Regions from separate parts of the Homo sapiens genome. Here region 2 is linked to region 1. A link is an interaction called in ENCODE POLR2A ChIA-PET data of the cell type or tissue named here. Cell type or tissue: MCF 10A. All regions are shown on one strand.

Region 1 (4,000 bases):
AAAATGAGGAAATCAATTAATCTTCAAAAAAAACTGTCACAGCCAAGAGGAACCTAAAGGACAGGATGACAAACTATAATGTGGTATATACTGCATGGGATTCTGGAGCAAAGTAAAGGCATTAGGTAAAAACCTAACTAGGACATTTGAATAAAGTATGGACTTCAGTTTATATGTATATATCAATGTTGTGTCATTAATTGTAACAAATGTACCATACTAATGTAAGATGTTAGTAACCCTGGAAACTGGATATGGCATATATGGGATTCTGTATCAATCTTCATATATTTTATGTAAATCTAGAACTGTTCTTAAATAACAGTTTATTGCAGGGAAAAACCCTACTATGCCCCACAATTCCACTCCCAGGTGTAAACTAGGTATTTACCCAAGAATTGAAAACAGGTACTCAAGTGCATGCACATGTTTATTCACAGAAGCACTATTTGCAGTAGCCAAAAGGTGGAAACAGCTCAGATGTCCATCATCAGATGAATGGATAAACAAACTGTGGTCTGTACATACAATGGAATACTACCCATACATAAAAAGAAATGAAGTACTGATACATACTATAACGTTGATGAACCTCAAAAACATAATGCTAAGTGAAAGAAGCCAGACACAAAAGGTCACATTTTGTAATGCCTTTGTTTGCATGAAATATTCAGAATAGCTGTATGTATAGAGACAGAATGCAAACTGATGATTGTCAGGGACTCAGAGGAGAGGAAACGGGGATAAAATGCTTAATGGATATGAGATTATCTTTTGGAGAGGTGGAAATGTTATATAACTAGATGGAGGTGGTGATTATAAAACATGGTGAATGTACTAAATACCACTGGATTGCTCACGTTAAAATGGTTGATTTTGTTAGGTGAACTTCAATGAATTTTAAAAAGAGAAAGAGGAACAAATACTTTCTATCTCAAAAAAAAAACCTCAAAATATTCTAAAACATATGAAGAAATATTTAAGGAAAATAGAAAACAAAATCCACAATTGCAAAATAAATTATTGCAAGGAAAATAAATTCTTAGAACCTTTATCTGTGAAACAATGCATTCACAGAGATTAACACAGAAATAATCTCATACAAAAATAACAAATTATAAAACAAAATAAGATACAGCTGAAACAACCAAATAGATATGAAAAAGAATTAATTAAATGCTTTCAAAGTTGAAATATAGTCATTGAAATAAAAAATGCAATCAAACTTAAAAATAAACTCAGACAAAGAGACAATTAGTAGTGGGGAATTCACCCAGAACTTGGAAAGATAATGAAAATAAAGAGCAAACAAGGAACAAGAAAAACAGATTTGAGAGTGACCTCAGGTGTGTTTAGTGAGAGGTTCAGAAAAAAAAAAAAAAAAACGGAAGGAATGGTGAAGAGGCAATGATTAAGAATATTCAAGAATTAAAAACTGAAACTCCCAGATCAAAAATTAAATTCAAATATGATGTTAAAAAATAGATGTATTATAGTGAAATTTCAGAACTTCCTGATAAAGAAAAACCTCAGAATAAGTTAAAGACTATCTACAAAGGAATGACAGTTCAGCTAAAAGCTGACTTATCCACAGCAATTATAGCTACCAGAAGTTTGTAAAGTAATATCAGCAAAACATTTTAGAAAAATAACTGAATGCTATACACATCATTCAAAGGTAAAGGCGAAATAAAGACATTTTCATATGCAAAAGAGTTTAATGGAGCGTATTATCTACAGACCTTCGCATACACATGTAATAAACACTGTTAAAAGAGTATGCACCTCATCCAGATCAATGATGAGCTCAGAGGGAAAAGCCTTTTAAATAAGGGGCTGGAATAAAACAACACTAAATACAGAAAACAATTTTTTAACAATAAGCTAACAAATTGTACCAACTACTGACTATAATATCAAATGACAGCTAATGATGGTTGTTTTTTAAAAATTGGAACTAAAATCTTGATAATAATAAAACCACAGAAACAAGTCTAAGTAAATCTATTAGTAATTCCAAAAATGTAAATGGATTAAAATACCTAAAAGAAGAAAAAAACTATTAGATTTGATTTTTAAGATACACCCAGCTATAGCCTAGTTACAAGTCTTAAATAAAACGAAGGTTGAAAATAATGGGATGATCAAAAATTATCAAGTAAAATATGAGGCAAAGGGTTTAACAAGGATAAATTATTAAAGGAACACAATAACATCAGCATAAAATAACATGAACTTGTATTTTTCTACATCAGACAGAATATTGTAGGCTATGCTACATAATAAGTTATACTGGCTTCACAAACAAAGGCTTTATTTCTCACTCACATGAAGTCCTAGCCAAATTTTATAACTCTGCAGACGAGCAGTTTTCCATGTGGTGACTCAGAAGTCCTGGCAGTTTCAAACTTGTGGCTCAATCATCTCAACATACAGTTCCTTGGTTGCCAACTGCCAACCAGTTGGCCAGAACTTGTCACATGGCATGACCCAACTGCTAGGGAGCTGACAGATGTGATGACGCACATGCTTATTCAGTAATATTAAATGTCTCTGTCACAGCAACTAACAAAATGTTAAAATTCATAATGTAAAACTGGACGATGATACAAAAAAAATTAACAGGAAACAATGATAATGAAAGCATTTTAATCTATTTCTAATAGAGGAGAAATCAAACAGAAATAAATGATATTATATGTTGCTTTTAGACATACATACATATAGCGAATTTCTGTTCTAAAAATGCACATAAATGCTAATCAACACCTTCATTACAGTGGGTTGCATCTCAGGAAGAATTAAGGAAAGCAGAATTAGAAAAGGCTATACAACAACTTTCAACATTACTTGTAATACCCTATTTCTTCATACTGGATACATGATACTATTTATACTATTCTTTACTACTTTCTATATATTTGAAATAGTTCATATTAATTTTTAAAAGAATAACAAATGGCTGCAATAGTTGTCTATGATGTAAGAAATTATCCCAAACGTCATAGCTTAAAACAATATACATTTATTATCGCACAGTTTCCGTGGGTCAGGAGTCAGGGCAAGGCTTAGTTGGATGGTCATTCTCACAAGGCTTCAAAGTGTTGGCCAGGCTGGGGTCTCATCTGAGGCTCAGGAACCTCTTCCAAAGTCACTTGATTGTTGACAGAATTTATTTCTTTGCACCTGTTGAATTCATGGTGACTTGCTTTTTCTTTTTTTTTTTTTTTGATTTTATTATTATTATACTGAAGGGTGACTTGCTTTTTCAAGGTCAGCAGGGGAATCTCTGACTTTAGTCAGCTAAATTGTGTATAAAGTAACAATCATTATCTTTGCCATATATTGTAGCCTAATCAAAAGAGTGACTATATCATATTCAAAAGTCCTTCTCACACTCAAGGGGAGATTATTCAGAGCATGTGTACCAGGAAGCAGGAATCTTAGGAGCCATCTAAAATTCTACCTACTATAGTCCCTTAGGAGTCTCATAATCTAGTGGAAGACATAGACATAAGCACAAAGGTTTAAAGCAATGTGAGATAAGCTATATTAGATATGTGTCTTCTTTTGGGTCCCCCAAAAGCTGACCTAGATAGAAGACCTTAGGTGCAGTTTATTTGATGTGATTCCAGGAAGTATATGTGAGATGGGGAATGGAGAAAGGCCAATATAAACAGTACGTTAACGAGCAGAGTACTGTGGGCACTGGGGCTAAATCCCACTGTGAACCCTCTGAGAACCATATGAAACATGCTTCATATTTATCTCACTGGTAGATGGAAAGCCTCAAGCATCTTATCCACTGACTCTGGTCCCCTGTTGGCTGAGGCTCTCTCTCACTCTTCTAGGTTGTCACTGTGCATGGTAAGTTTCTATGGTGCCAGATAAATCCTTCATACAGTGAGGCACAGAGGCACAGAGGCACAGATGCTTAAAGTGGGAATTGATCAGCATGCCAGAAACTCTACCCCACATGCAGGGATCTCAAAGCTGGACA
Region 2 (4,000 bases), 150 kb after region 1:
GGTGGTGGCTGTTTGGTTTCTATTAGAAACATTAAGAAAAATAAATTATTTTAGAATCATGGAAAAAGTACTTTCCAACAATCTTGGTGTCACAGATATAAAATTTCTGAATTTGGAAAATATTTAGTGAAAAATATTTATTATAACAGTTGAAATAATAAAAATCTATTGCTTTCTTGCCACTGAGCTTAAGCAAAGAAAAAAAAATCTATTGCTTTTCTCAATTGCTTAGAAAGCATAACTGAAAGTGGACACACTGAAAAGACTTGCAGTGGAGATCCTTCAACTTCAGCCTCTGGAGATTATAGTTACTTATCCCATAAATATATATATATACTATGTATCCACGAAAGTTAAAAATAAAAAAAATTAAAACAAAGATTACAGTTACTATGTAACAACCAGAGTGCTCTTTTTTTTTTTTTTTAAGGGATTGCCTCCCACTAAGGAGATAACAATAAATATTAACCAGTGTTGCAGTGAACTGGTTGGCCAAAGATAGCAGGTCTTTGTTCTTTGTTTTTTGTTTTTTGTTTTTTTGAGACGGAGTCTCACTCTGTGGCCCAGGCTGGAGTGCAGTGGCGCGATCTCAGCTCACTGCAAGCTCCACCTCCCAAGTTCACGCCATTCTCCTGCCTCAGCCTCCCGAGTAGCTAGGACTACAGGCGCCCGCCACCACGCCCAGCTAATTTTTTGTATTTTCAGTAGAGATGGGGTTTCACTGTGTTAGCCAGGATGGTCTTGATCTCCTGACCTCGTGATCTGCCTGCCTTGGCCTCCCAAAGTGCTGGGATTACAGGCGTGAGCCACCTTGCCCAGCCAAAGATAGCAGGTCTTAACATTGGTTGTGCATAGGAAACAACTGAGGTGCTTTAAAAAAAAAATTACTGACACCTGGCTCCCACTCCCAGAGATTTGGATTTTATTAGGTGAGATGCAGCCTGGGCATCAAGAGTTTTAAAAGCTCCCCAGATTTTTCTAATGTACAGCGAAATGTGAGAAACACTAAAACCCTCGCTACTGACCAGTATGGTCCATGGACCAGCGGCATTGTTATTACCTGAGAGCTTTTTACAGATGCAGAATGTCAGGCCTCACCTCGGGCTGATGAATTAGAATCTGGATTTTTCCAAGGTTCCCATGTGGTTTGGTTTATATGTACATTCATGTCTGAGAAGCATGGCTCTAAGGAATTCTTGTCACTGATCATTTTTTCTTTCTCTGATGTTAGATAGTAATTCCATAGTTAATAAAAGATGAAAGAAAAATAACTCAACTTTCATTCTCTAAAACGCAGGAGAAAAGACTTTCATCTGTGACATTCTGTAGCATGATAAAAGGTGATTGATGTGAGATGAGATCCAAATATGTAGGGTTGCCAGATAAAATATAGGCTAGTCAATTACATGTGAATTTCAGATAAGTGATTTTTTTTTTTATTTTTAGTGAAAGTATGTTCCAAATATTGCACAGGGCATATGTATACTAAAAAAGTATTCATTGTTGATTTGAAATACAAATTTAACTGGACATCCTGTATTTTTATCTGCTAAATTTGGCAACCCTACATATATTCCCAGGAGCCTCTCTTTGCTCTCTAGGCTCTCCTAGTTGAAAAAAAAAAAGGAAATGATACCATAAATGGCCAAGTGGCTGCCCCTAAGCTGTCTAGACTGATTGCCTGTAATGTTGTTTCTCATCTAGCCCAGACACAGGACTCTGACTTAGGGAAGCCAGGCTGGTGACTCATCTAAGTGGGAAATTTACTTGCTGACTCAGGAGGACATAGTTCTTGGCAAACTTTTGCCTTAGAATAAACCAAAAGGGAAAAAAATATATAAGCAAACGTTAAATACAGGAGAATGTATTAAAACACTTCAACTTAAGGCAACAGGCAAATTAATTGTATATTTTCTTTCAGTTGATTAAATGAGATTTTCGTGGTTTCCTCTTTTACCATAGCTTGTCCTAAAAAGTGATTTTTGATAAGAGCAAAAGGTTTTATTTAAATATGAAAATGGTAGAGAGAATAAAGATGGATTGAAGTCAGTTGGGTACAGAGTATAAAATTCAACGCTCACTTTAGGAGGAAAGACTGAGATAGCTGACTTGCCCATGGTGGCACTCAGGGTTTGGCATTTTTCTGAAGAATTAACTGCTATTTAAGTCCTCTCAGAGGCCACTTTCCAAGAATACATTTTAAATCAGTTTTCTCAATATTCCATGTAGCTTGTGTATACAGTAGCAAATTCTTGGAGCAGAGATGTAGGTGTGGCTTGGGTGGAAGCCCTCCCTTTGCAAGCCTGGTAGAAGAGGAAACTAAATTTACTTAGCCAATTCTGATTTTTTCATATTTGAAAAGGTTTTGATGGGAAAAACCTGAACAAAATAATTGTGGATATGTGCAATTCTGTTGTATTAATAATTTTTTTCTTAAATAAGTCCATAGTTGTTTTTGAGTAGGTCCAAAATGGAAGTTAGATACCAACTCTTTTTTTTTTTTTTTCTTTTGAGCTTCTGAATCTTTTCGACGGAGGTTGGACCCTTATATTTAATAACTATTAGCCATGATATTAACAATCCTGGTTTTAGGACTGGAAAGCAAAACAACCTGTTTCTAGCAAATACTGACAGAAATTTTCATTTCAAAGCAAAGCCCATAAAAAGCATATCCCAGAAGTTTCATAAACACAACAATCCCTGCAGACATGATGGAGAAGGGACTAAGTATTAAGAACTATGGTGTACAGGAAAAATAAATACAGCCACAAAATGCTTTGTGACTGAATCTATCAAGAAATGAAATCTATTTTTTCTCTGCTTTGAACTTGGTCTGGCCATCTCGCTTGCTCTGACCCAACAAAATGTGGCAGAAATGATGTTGTACAAGCAAGCCTAGGCCTCAGGAAAGCTTGCAGCTTCCACCTTTGCTGTCTTGGAGCATTGCCCTGAGAAGCTGCTTCAGCTGACTGGAGGATGAGAGGTCACAAGAAGAACTGAGATGCTCTGCTGCTAACAGCCAGCAGCATTGCCAAATACATGTATGAGGCTATTTTGGACCTTCCAGTCTAGCCGTGCCTTTACCAGAATGATGATGCTTGAGTGAGCCCAGGAGATGCCAAAAGAGAAACTGCTAGTGAACCCACACAGAATCATGATAAATAAGAAATCATTGTCTAAAGCTACTGGGGTTGTCGGGGGGAGGAGTTGATATGTAGCAATAGGTAACTAAAAAGATGGAATGCTCAAACTTCACTAAGTTTAGTTTCACTAAAACGCCCCAAAATAAATTCTAAAAAAAAAAAACTCAGGTCTCGTCTCCACCCCAGAAATCCTGATTTAGCTAGGCCTGGCAACCCACTTTTTATACAAAGACCCCAGATGGCAGTGGTCCTCAGACCACCTTTTGAGATACACCCCCTAGCAAGATTTTCTTCAGCACAGAGGAGGCTTGAGGTAGGTGGCCACATAGCTGTGCATTACTCCTGCAAATGATGCTGCTGGAGCAAGTGCACATTTGTATCATCGTCACCATACGCAGTGTCCCAGGTACCAACAGAGCATTTTTGTTTATATATATATCTTATTATAAAATGGAAATTGAAAAGATTATTTCTATTCTTCCTCACTTATCTAACATGGATTATTGGAGAGGGAGTTGATTGGGGAGCAAAATAGCACAGCCCTCTGCGGAAATGGGCTTGGTGGAGACTTTGACTGGAATTGATATGGGTTAAAGTCTTGATATTGGCTACATAGCAAAAATGCAGCTGAGTTGAGGCAGAAGTGGGATAAAAAGTGTGCAGATGTTTTTTGAGCATTATGAAAGGAAGGGAAAGGAGAATAGGGAAGGCAGATGCTCGGGGAGGTTTATTTGAGTGGAGAACCATATAAATTGTAGGTGAATATGCTGAAACCACTATAGAAAGATGAAAATGAATGTGTCTGAGGGAAATGACCAAGTCTTTTATTTATTTGTATGCCCTCATCATAGCTGCAG

The links. Peaks named below come from ENCODE experiments on the same cell type or tissue, not always from the same donor. Only the 100,000 strongest peaks of a DNase experiment are listed, where the experiment ranks them.
Region 2: POLR2A ChIA-PET joins it to region 1 with 5 read pairs; 3 of 35 experiments call an interaction of 5 or more read pairs at or near these places.

What each region holds. Positions count from the first base shown.
Region 1 is chr2:186,420,001-186,424,000 of GRCh38, forward strand. No RefSeq gene overlaps it. Among named protein-coding and RNA genes, the nearest start is that of ZC3H15, 64 kb to the right of the region's middle. In MCF 10A, no CTCF peak of the experiment used is centred here; a DNase peak (open chromatin) is centred at 2,431.
Region 2 is chr2:186,573,794-186,577,793 of GRCh38, forward strand. It overlaps LOC124906105 (a long non-coding RNA gene), which reads right to left. Exons shown (of 2, transcript XR_007087465.1): 2 at 3,945-4,000. Among named protein-coding and RNA genes, the nearest start is that of ITGAV, 14 kb to the right of the region's middle. In MCF 10A, no CTCF peak of the experiment used is centred here; a DNase peak (open chromatin) is centred at 1,718.